Regions from separate parts of the Homo sapiens genome. Here region 1 is linked to region 2. The links are chromatin contacts, found by Hi-C or POLR2A ChIA-PET in ENCODE. All regions are on one chromosome and are shown on one strand. The core of a region is the stretch at or near the end of the contact, and the rest is flanking DNA. Distances in the headings are between cores, read along the strand shown. Region 1 overlaps MGLL (monoglyceride lipase). Region 2 overlaps MGLL (monoglyceride lipase).

Region 1 (5,462 bases), core at 2,900-5,399, 38 kb before region 2:
TCATAGCGGCTATTTAAATTTCATATTATTTCTTCATAGTTTTTTTAAAATCAACTTTCTTTTTTACTTTAAATCTATTTTAAGAGGAAATTTTATTGTAACACAAGAAGTAGAAACCAGTGTCAGGGGCTGTAAATAGGTGACCACAAGGAGAAAACAAGGCGACAGTGTATTGCAGCTCTGCACTGGGGTACACTCAAGAGCCCTGAGCCACCCCGTCCTGAAAGTGGTGGTGAGCTAGTGCCTGAGAGGTGCTTAAAATGGGTCAGCACCTGAGTGAGTCTCTCTCTTAAGTACTCAGAGGATTGGAATGGGATGAACGAGGGAATGAGTAATGTTTTCCTGGTACACGGTGATGGCATTTCATGCTGTGACATCAAACTTCCCTAACTCATCCCAGGCACAACCAGCTGTGGGAGTCCTACAGGCTGAGAGACTCATGCTCTGCACACTCAGGGCTCATCACACCAGCTAGTAAATGTGCAGGGTTTTTAACAACCCTCTGTGTGATTTAGAGTCTAGCTCTCTTCTTTTTTGTTTTTTGCCCTGACATATATGCACATCTTCATTCAAAGTCATCCCATAAATGAGTGTACTGTTCCCCTCCTATGGAACATGCCTGTACAGTAAAAGCATCCCATATGGTGTGAGTGCACCAGCATCGGCCATGGTTTGCTGTGAGGCTGGTTGGCACCAAGGAGAATTAGAAGAAGCAGGTGGGGCCAGAATATCTTCACCCCCACCCCACTGCTTGTTCCTTCAGGCGGCCTGGAGGTGGGTGCCCACTGCCAGAACAAGAGCAAACAAAGGCCCTCCCCGTGCAGCAATAAAGAGACTCAGGCTTGTGCCAGGTGTGGTGGCTCACGCCTGTAATCTCAGCACTTTGGCAGGCTGAGGCAGGTGGATCATTTGAGGCCAGGAGTTCGAGACCAGCCTGGCCAACATGGCAAAACCCCATCTCTACTAAAAATACAAAAATAAACTGGGTGTGAGGGGACGCACCTGTAATCCCAGCTACTCAGGAGGCTGAGGCAGGAGAATCACTTGAACCCAGGAGGCGGAGGTTGCAGTGAGCCAAAATTGTGCCACTGCACCCCAGCCTGGGTGACAGAGCAAGACTCTGTCTAAAAAAAAAAAAGAGAGAGAGAGAGAGAGACTCAGGCTTGAAAGACAGTGCTCCAAGCTCTTGCACAGAAGCGAGGTCAGTCATACCAGCATCTGGTCCTTTTCCAGAATCTTGGGACAGCTGTGGAGCTCTTCATTAATGGACTGCTCTAAAAGTCACACCATGTGCCTTCCACAGACCATCAGTGATTTCCCAGAAGGGCAGTTCCAAATATTGATCTAAATGTCGCCTCAGAGGAGCCCTTTGGCATAAGAACCTTTTCAAAACCGGCCAGGGCCCCGGCTGGCCTAGAAGAGGCATCTGAAGAGATCGCACATGTTAATAAAGGTTCTTAATCTCTTGGCCTCCTATAATGCAGAACTGCTTTTCGATTAAAAATAAATCACTCCTGGAGCTTGCATCCCCAAAGCATATGAAATAATTTTGAGGCAGTAGATATCTTGTGTTGGAGGAGTAATAATAGCCATCTAAGTTTCCAGCCTAGTACAAGGGGGGTGATTATCCATCTCACCCCACTGGCACTGACATATTTTCTGCACCTGTAGGAGATTACAGGAGGATGGGAAAGTGTGGGAGAGGCTAATCAGGCTTAATTAGGGAATGCAGGATGTCGGTTTTGCTTGTTATTGCACCTGGGCACCAGGGCTGTCAGGCTGCTGACCGCCTCGGTGGGCCTCCACACTTTGGTCCTGTTTGCATTTTATGAGCAGCAAACAGGTATGCACCTAAGTAAGTGAAGTTCAAGACCAAACTCTTGAACCTAGTATCTCTTACACTCCGCAACTCTAGCATCTCCAGTCCTATAGGAAGCAGGCCTGTGCTGTGTGGTATGGAGCGGATGTCCCCTGTCTCCTGACCCTGACATGCTTGGCTCAGGGTGCCCAACCCGGCCTGGCATATGCTCATCTGCTAATTATTCTGGGTCCACACTAGACTGGAAGTTCCATAAGGGTAGGGACTTGGTCTGAGATGTGTCCCCAGAGCCTAACCCAGTGCCTGGCCAGACAGAGCTCTCAAGGAATCTCTGTTAAATAAGAAATAGAGGGCTGTGAGCTGTGTGGGCCTCTGTCTGGTGACAAGCATGGGTTCTTCCTGTTGGGTTACAGCTGTGGCCACAGCAGCCTTCCAGCTACTTTCATAGGGCTTCATCCTTTCTAGAAAAAAAATTATATATATAAATATTTTATATTATAAAATATATGATATATTTATTATATTATTATAAATACATATTTTAAAATACATAACATATACATATATATTTTTTCTTTCTTTTTTAAAGGAAATAAATACTTTAGGGACTACTCCAGAACCTTGCATGCATCTGAACTTTTCTTGGAAATGTCACCCCTTTTAATTTTGTTTTATTGTATTTTATTTTTGAGACGGAGTTTTGTTCTTGTTGCCCAGGCTGGAGTGCAATGGTGCGATCTCGGCTCACTGCAACCTCCGCCTCCCGGGTTCAAGTGATTCTCCTGCCTCAGCCTCCCAAGTAGCTGAGATTACAGGCATGCACCACCAGGCCTGGCTAATTTTGTATTTTTAGTAGGGATGGGGTTTCACCATGTTGGTCAGGCTGGTCTTGAAATCCTGATCTCAGGTGATCCACCAGCCTCAGCCTCACAAAGTGCTGAGATTACAGGCGTGAGCCGCCGCGCCTGGCCGTTACCCCCACTCCTTTTTTTTTTTTTTTTTTGAGATGGAGTTTCACTCTTGTTGCCCAGGCTGGAGTGCAATGGCGCTATCTCGGCTCACTGCAACCTCCACTTCCTGGGTTCAAGCGATTCTCCTGCCTCAGCCTCCTGAGTATCTGGGATTACAGGCGCTTGCCATCAGGCCTGGCTAGTTTTTGTATTTTTACTAGAGATGGGGTTTCACCATGTTAGTCAGGCTGGTCTAGAACTCCTGACCTTAGGCAATCCACCTGCCTTGGCCTCCCAAAGTGCTGGGATTACAGGCGTGAGCCACCGCACCTGGCTCATTACCCCTTTTTAATTAGTAGCATTGCTCTTCTCTCTCTGACTATACGTACTCTCTCTGACTTCTAAATTTATCAGCAGCTTCTTCTGAAGCTGGCCTGGTACCCGGTGAGCTCTACGGGACTCTGAGCTGAGTTTAGAGGAGGGAAAGGCAGTTGAAGGGATTTCTTGTTGGCTACAATGCTTAGACACCTCAGGGGGTGAAGCACATGCTCTGACTGTTACCAGTAAGTTCCCAGGCCAACCAGTGGGTAGTTCTTACTACCACACTTGGCTTGCTAGGGCTTTTGCATGAAAATGAATGTGAGGACATAAGATCAGTTGTGGCAGGAAGACACATAACTAACCACACAGGGGACCAACATAAAAGCTGTTTCCTCTGGTATAGGCTGACTAATGCACGGGTAGCCTGGCTGGGGCTCCACAGGCAGGAAAACATTTTGATAAGATGATTATAACAGTAGCCATAACAGTAGCCAACTTTATTGTGTATATTCTATGTTGTTTAATTCTCACTACAGGTCCTATGGTTCTCCTCATTTCACAGATGAAGAAACAGTAGTTCAGCAACTTGCCCAAACTCACAGAAGTAGGAAGTCACAGAGCCTAGATCTGAACTCAAGTCAACTGGCTATTCCCCATGTAAGGGGTCTTATTAATGATAGTCTGCATTTGTTAAGGTGCAGGCTGAGCACAGAGACCTCAAAATTTAGTGGCTGAAATAAGAGAGAGGTTTATTTTGCTCTCACTTAGCAGTCCAGAGGTGAGCAGTCCAAGTTGGTAGGGTCACTGGGCTCCACATGGCCATTCAGGGACCTAGGTTCCTTCCATCTTGTTGCCCCACCACCACTTAGAGTGTGGTTCAATCACCAAAGCTGGTCATTGCCTTCTCTGTGTTCCTGACCATGGGGAGGAGAAAGAGCAAGTCTAAGGCAAGCAGATTATTTCAAGTAGGTGTTGTAGAAATTGCATACGTCACTTCTATTCATATTCTATTGGCATAACTTAGTCATACGGCCACACCTAGCTGCAGGGAAGTCTGGGAAATATGGTCTCTATCTGGGCAGCCATATGAACAGTTAAAATTCTATAAAACTCTGTAACTACAGAAGAGAGAATGCAGTTTGGGGCAATCAGTTTGCAGTCTACCATAAAGACCATCTTCTCTTTTGTGAATATTAAGACTGGGCTACCACAGGACAGTGTTAAATGCATTCATGATCATATGCAGACATGGGGTCATCTATTCATTTCATAAATATGAAGCCCTTCCTTTGCCGGTACTACTGTAGTGAGCTGCTTGGGGGCTGCCAAGATGCCTGATTCACTGTCTCTTCCTGAGGCACAGCCGGGAGATGAGACATCAGCCAGGAATCAGGAAAGAGGAAAGAGAGTTGACTGGTGGATTTCATTCACTCATTCAACCTGGTGTATTTACACACATCTTGTGCTGAGAAAGGACTTGAGGTAGCCCACTTGTAGTAGGATACAGCTGGCAAAATGCTGTTCGTGTGCGTAATCTCTTTCACCTTCTCACCCACTCTGAGGGAGGCAGGGTAGTTTCAGAGGAGTTCTGGAAGCATCAGAAATCCCATGACTGGTGAGTGGTGAGGGCAGGATTTGGAGCTGGTCTTGAGGGTGGTAGAAAGGGCAAAGTGCAGATTCGAAGTTGGGAGAGTCCACATTCGAGGCCCGGCTCTTCTGATCCTAACGAATAGCTTCACTCACCCCTGGAAGCCTCAGTTTCCTCATCTGGAAAACTGATGCTCAGGCTACTTATGTCAAAGGGCCAGGAGGAGGACCTGCTGAGATAATGGGTGAGTTTCTGGGGCACGTAGATGCTCCACAGCCGTGAGTGTCCTCCCTGGCTTCTTAGGAGCACTTGGTCCCTGGCAATTTGCATTACATGTTCTATGATGTCCTAAGAATGTGTCCTCGAGAGAACAATGAGTCCATGGACTCAGGGACACTGGGCAGGGCCCTATCTAGGCCTTTGGTGTTTGGCTCCAAGTTCTCCCTTCATCGTGGGAATCCAGCTGCAGGCTTGAAAGGCAATGCTCCTGAGACTGCTCCCCTGCTCTGCCCTCAGCTTCCCTCGGGTGCTCTCCAGCTTGGCTGCACCACCTGTGACCTCACTTCATTGTGGACACCCTGACCAGGGCCCCAGTGACTGGGGTACCTGGAAAGGCTGTGGAGCCCAGCCTCCTACTGATAGGAACCTTCCTGCAGGTGAGGAGGATGGGAAGGGCATCCTGAGTGGAGGAGAGGCCACACAAAGGTGCGGGGAGATGATGTAAGTGCAGAGACATCAGTGATTTTGGCTGTTGACACAACAGGAATATGGCATTTGTGTGAGC
Region 2 (5,760 bases), core at 1,692-4,191:
CACGTGATCCTGTGTTAAAAAGAAAGACTGAATAATTCTAGGAAATGAAATTCTTCTCGGCACCAGGGATGCTATTTGCTGTGGTTCAGGAGCTGAGAAAAGATGTAGCTAATTATAACATATATGCAGGTTATATTTGGGTGTAGAACAAATAGGTGGTCCTTGTTGTCTGAAAGGCCTGAATTTGAGTCAGTTTAACCACTTATTTGCTATGTGACTCTGGGCAAGTTACTAACCTCTCTGCATCTCAGTTTTCTCATCTACAGTAAAGGATGAGTCAAAGTCTCTACCCCATAGGGTCAGTAGGGGGATTAAAAAGGAACCAAATGAGCTCCTCTATGTGGGGGGCCTGACCCACAGAGAGTACTCCATAAATATTGGCTATGTTGGGGTGACTACTTTTCCGCCTTAGGAAAACCTGATTTGACTCCAGTCACAGTTTCATGCTAACTAGTGTGGCTTCCAAATTTGAAAAGTGGTGTGATATTACCTACGGCATGGAGTATTTATAAGAATTCTCAGAGAGAGATGATATTCATATTTAACATTAATTAATATTTATCATATGCCTGATTATCGATGCAAAGCTTTTCAGACGTTGCCTTGAACCTCATTACAGCCTTGGAGTAGGTGTGGTAATTATTACAGATGAGGAGAGCACGTGAGCTTCCCAAACATGCACCTCTTCTCACCCACAGCAGAGCACAACTGTGGCCCGGGCCTCTCCTGGGGGCTTTCCGTCCTTCTTCTCTTTTATTCTGCACCACAAGTATATGGCCTTGATATCTGTACGCCCATTCTGCAGGCAGGGAGACATAGTAAAGTCACAAGGTGCTGAGAGGCCAGTGGGACCCCTTCCACTCCAGGTCTGCAGCCTCGTTCTCTCTGGCACGACTTCTTCCCCAAATGAGACAGAGTTGCCCTTTGTCTTTAGGCCATTAGGCTTCCTAGAACCCCAGGAGTCTGTGGTGGGAGCAGATGCTCACAGAGGAGAGTGTGTGCCCCTCCCAGGGCCCATCTTTATCATGTCAGAGGTGGGTTCCTGCATCTGAGAGGAAAGGGGAACACAGCTGGGGGTGGTATTCAGGCAACTTCAGCATCAGGCATGGGGTGCCACCCAGAGAGGCCATGTGATGGGCATTGGGGATTTGCAGCTTAGACAGTGGCATGCAAGCTCCGAGAAGCTGGAGGAGCGCCTGAGAGCCGGGAGGGAGGAGGGTGGAGGTGGAGCCTCTTGCTTCCACCCATGTCGGAACCTGGGTCTTCCTTTCCTGTCTTCCCAGCACGCAGCTGAGACTGCACACTGAGGTGGGTGTAATGACTACGGCGACATCAGTAAACTTAGCTGCTCCTTGAGGACAAGACCCATCTGCAGTTTAGCCTTACCTCCCCCTCCCCCACACAGGGGTTCAGTCTCTGGGAGAGTTTGAGGACGGGAGGGCAGTAGGAAGAGGAGAAGGGGCGGGAGGGGAAGGAAGGAAGCTCAGCGAGGCAGCACAGAGGGAAGGACCACAGTGGCCGAGCTTAGGGCACAGACAGAGGTCCACTCCAGGCCAGGTCAGGGGCTGGATTGGCCTCAGCACAGGTCCAGGTGGGGCTCCAGGGAGATGTCCCCACCCAGGTTGCTTGGGCAGGGTCCGAGATCCAGATGGCCGTGGCTGCTGTGGCAGGCCCCTTGGCAAGCAGAAGCCACACTGTGGCATGCTTGTGAGGGTCCCCCATTCTACTGAGTCAGAGCTGGCCTTGAGCCTGAGGGGCCCGTGCTACCACAGCAACTGGGTACAGCCCAGTGTTTTCTGCATCCAACCTGGCTTCGCGGGGCCAGAGGGTGAGAAGAAAACAGACATCACTCTAGGTCCCCAGAAGAAGCCGTTTCGGTCTTTGGCAGTTGTTGCTATCATCCTCAGACTGGCATCTTCAAATCCATCTTGGAGATGATGTACCCTCCGGAGCCTTTCTTTCTGGCACACCTGTCCCCTGGCTGCTGGGGCAGCCTGCACACTCACCGCACACCTGACATCCTATGAATCCACATCGCTGCACCCTGCCTAGGTAATAAGGACCTTGCATGGTGGTTGTTGTTTTTCTATCTCCAAATACTGAGTATTTCCCTAAAGACATTCAAGGAGGGTGGATCACACATCTTTCCCCAATCAGAGTGACACACTGTGATCCAGCACACATGAAGATCAAGGGCAAAGCTGGGGAGGCTGCCATGGGGGGAAGGCAGAGTCTGGAGTGACACTGGGTTCCAGTCCCAGCTGCAGGGCACAAACACAGACCTGGCCTGAGGCGTCCCCATCACATCTCCTGTCTGTGAAGTTGAGATGGTAATAATGGTACCTAGGTGTAGAGCTCCAATCTGTAAACTTACCATTGATAAATTGCTTGGAACAGGCCCTGGCCCAGAGCAGCATGCAGGAAGTGCACCTGTTACTACGTGCATACTCATAACTGAAGCTGCAGTAATGACCAGAACTGCTCTCATTTGATGGTCCCTGACAGAGCAGTGGGCTGCAAGGAACCTGCAACGAAGCCTCTGCCCCTCCCTTTCTCATTGTACAAGGGTAGGGGACAGACTTCGAGGTCCCACCAGTTGGTGGCAGTTTTGGACCCGGATCTCAGGCCCCAGCTCCCAGAACCAGGTTCTGTGCACCTCTCCACCCATTTCGTAAATTAAACTTCAAAATCACTCTGGCTGCAAGTGGACCAGAAGAAAGGACTCCTCAAAGGAACTTTAAAATAGGTAGGGTCAGGGCTGGCTTCGCTTTGACACAGCCCTTAAGAAAGGCTGGGGGTGGGAATGGGCAGAGTCTGTCTTGTGAGCTGAGCCTTTCTGAAGTGGGAGCTCAAACAGCATGTGACCAGGAAATGGCTGGCCCACCAAGAACTAAAAATAAACGGCTGTAATGCTGCCAACCGTCAGGGCAGGCGGGGAGGACGCGGAGAGCTCAGGAGCAGAGCCCAGTGGGGTCCTGCTCAAAATGAAAAGAGAACCGCATGCCGGCAGACAAGGTGCTTCATGTGTCACTAACGTGGAAGCAATAAACCACGACTGCACTGTCAGGCTGCCCTTTCTGAAGGGCTTCATATTCTCTATTTCATTTCATTTCATTTTCCAAGGCAGGTAAAGCCATCGTCATTTTCATTTTACAGGAGAGACAACAAGCCAGGAGTGGTAGAGCCAGGATCAGAATTCCAAATCACAGATCTATTAAGCTGTGTTCTCGGTGTCTTGGTTTCTCCCCTGTTAGAGGTAAAGGGAGAAATTAAAAAGCAAACAGAGGACCCAAACCTTGCATGGGATCCTCAGATGCAGTCACAACTCCCCGGCAAGTGCGCTGGGTGCACTACGCATATTTAGTGCTTGTCTGGGCATTTGAGAATGAAGCTCTGCCTGGAGTCCCTCCCTGAAGAGCTGGGGTCCCAAGGGCCCGGCCGATGAAGCGAGGAGCCGAACGTGCCAGGAGGGAGGCAGCCTGCGTGGCAGTCCAGCTCTGCCCACGGCCGGCTGTGCGCCAGCCCTCTCTGTGCCTCCGTGTCCTCACCAGCCAAAAGAGGAAACCCACAGTACCTTTGTGGTGGACTGGTGTAGCCCAGTCGCTTAGGGGAACACGTGGACACACACACAGAAGGCACTTGAAATGCAGCTTGAAGGGCAGTTTGCAGTCTCTGGTCCAGGCAGTGCAGAAGTGGCCTCTTTGACTGCTGTCTCTGAGTGTTCTGTGGCTTCCACCCTGGCTGTGGAGGTTAGTACTGCTTGCTGGAGAAGGAGGAGCCCTGGGGAGGCCTCCACCCTGGTCCCTCAAAGCTTCTCATCCCCACCCTAAACTAAGCCAGCACCCCCAACACAACACGGTGGCTCTAACAAGACACAGCAGCAGGGGAGAAGCCAGTTTGCCCAGTGGGCCCTGGAAAGTGACGCAGTCTGGTCATCAGCACCCCAGAAATCCCTCCCAGGCGGTGGGCCCCTTGATAGTGCGAAGGGTCCGGATGGCCACAGGGAATTGTACGTTATCTGAACACAGCAACTGGGGCCTCTGCTCTCCGCATCTGTGTGGCACCTTGCTCATAGCAGCTGCTCAGTGAAGGCTTGCAGAATTACAAGGCATTTCACAGAAATGATGGTTTCTTTGGATACGCTCAAGTTCACACTTGTGAATCCTGTATGTGTGGGTATGAATTTGGCCTGGAGGATGAGCCCTGTTTAAAGAAAATCAAATAACGCTTGCCCAGCTGGAAAAATCCATGACTTCTGTGCTAATAATTTTTTCCACGGATCACCCCATTTAATCCTACGGCAGCAGAGTAAGGCAGGCAACGTCCCTATGGAGGAAACAAGCTCAGAGATGCTGCCTGATTTATTCAAGCTCACAGTCATTAGGGGGCAAAGTCGGACTGAAATTCTTACACACTTGCACCTTGCTACAGTTTTAACTTTTGGGAAAATGCTTTGGGGTGCAGAGCCGCAGGTTCCATTGGACCAGCGCCCCCCAATCAGTGCTGTGCCTCTGAGCAGCTTGGCGTGGGGCACAGCCCCCAGGCGAGTGGCCCTGGGGTTTCTGCATCATCTGACAGAAGTGCCGCAGCGGCTCCAGGAATAGCTTGCGACGCGCAGTCTGTCAGGGGTGCCGTGCCAGCTCCTCACCTCGCCTCCTGCCAAGGCTCTGCTAGAAGATGCTCTGACTCCCAGAGGTGGCGCCTGAGCCTGGATGAGGGACAGAGCCAGCATCGGGGCTGACTGCAGGGGGAGAACAAGGTCCTTTCACCTTCATTCCTCAGCACCCACGTGCCCTGTGTGGCATGGTGTGAGCCCAGAGGGGTTGGTCCCCTGTTGACAAGTGGAGCTTAGCCCAGAGAGTTCTGTTATGTGAACCTGCTGGGTGGAGGCAGAGTGGCCTGGCCTACTCTTTATACCTGTGTGTCCAGGACAGTCACTTGACCTCTCTGAGCCTCAGATTTCCCATCTGTATGTTAGGCCTGAGGCTTCCTATGGAAACGTTAGCTCATAGGACCCCACACAAACTCAATGTCCCATAAATGGATGCTTCCACCCCTGTGTGGCTCTGCCCTTCCCTCCCGTCATCTTTCCTTTGCTTTTCTTTGAAAGCTGTGTGCACATCCAGCGCTCTCCCTGCTACACCACTGGCTTCCTTTCTCCAACGCAGAAAACCAAGCCGTCTAAGCAGGGCCTGCCCGCAAAGACAGTCAATGTGAGAGGCAGGGGCCAGCTGCCTCCTCCTCAGAGTCGTGGAGAAGTGCTGGATCATTCAGACCCCATAATCATAATTATTTCTCTCCTCAGTTATTGTACAGACGCCACCAGATTGGAAAAATCACTTAAAGGTTTTATTCAGTGGAAGCTTTCTTACCAAAAAAGGAGAATCATCTGAAGGCCAAAGGGACCGATTCCAAGGACCCTGTGTTGAGTGAGGGAGAAGGAGCTGGGCTGATCTGAGCAGGTAGGAGCTCTGCATCAGGCCACTCCTTCCTCCCAGTCCACACGAGAACCAAGAGTCTCTGAAGTCATCGGGATCTCTGGGCTCAAAGCATCTCTGTAAAGTGGCACTGCTTCTGTGAATTACATTCTCTCTTCCCTTCCTTGGAAAATGACCTCTAAGCAGGGGAAGGTGCAGTGAGACATGAGAACATGCCCACAGCTGAGATTTTTAAATGGCCGCAGGTGAACACAGACATCCCTCTTGAGCACGTGATTCAGAAGAGAGGCACACCCACCTCCAGTGAGCATCTACTGTGTAC

What was found. A loop is a pair of places that touch in the nucleus more often than their neighbours do. ChIA-PET counts read pairs that join two places held with the same protein, here RNA polymerase II (POLR2A). Pooled maps may share reads with other maps.
Region 1: a pooled map shows a loop between it and region 2 (1.8-fold over the local background). The contact joins two enhancer-like sites. A Hi-C loop is called at or near these places in 15 of 168 maps with a recorded cell type or tissue (Calu3, IMR-90, MCF 10A and 11 more), 9 of 37 single-sample maps with no recorded cell type and 12 of 50 pooled maps. POLR2A ChIA-PET finds 5 or more read pairs at or near these places in 8 of 52 experiments (AG04450, GM12878, MCF 10A and 5 more).

The regions. Positions count from the first base shown.
Region 1 is chr3:127,798,663-127,804,124 of GRCh38, reverse strand. The region is part of intron 2 of MGLL (monoglyceride lipase); the gene reads left to right. Among named protein-coding and RNA genes, the nearest start is that of MGLL, 21 kb to the left of the region's middle. Within about 2 kb of position 4,149, at least 7 of the 41 ENCODE cell types and tissues checked have a DNase peak (open chromatin) inside an H3K27ac peak, as active enhancers do; they include GM12878, where a contact is called at or near this core.
Region 2 is chr3:127,759,437-127,765,196 of GRCh38, reverse strand. All of the region lies in intron 3 of MGLL (monoglyceride lipase), which reads left to right. Among named protein-coding and RNA genes, the nearest start is that of MGLL, 60 kb to the left of the region's middle. RefSeq lists enhancers at 1-17, 98-217, 338-387, 2,178-2,227. Within about 2 kb of position 2,941, at least 15 of the 41 ENCODE cell types and tissues checked have a DNase peak (open chromatin) inside an H3K27ac peak, as active enhancers do; they include GM12878, where a contact is called at or near this core.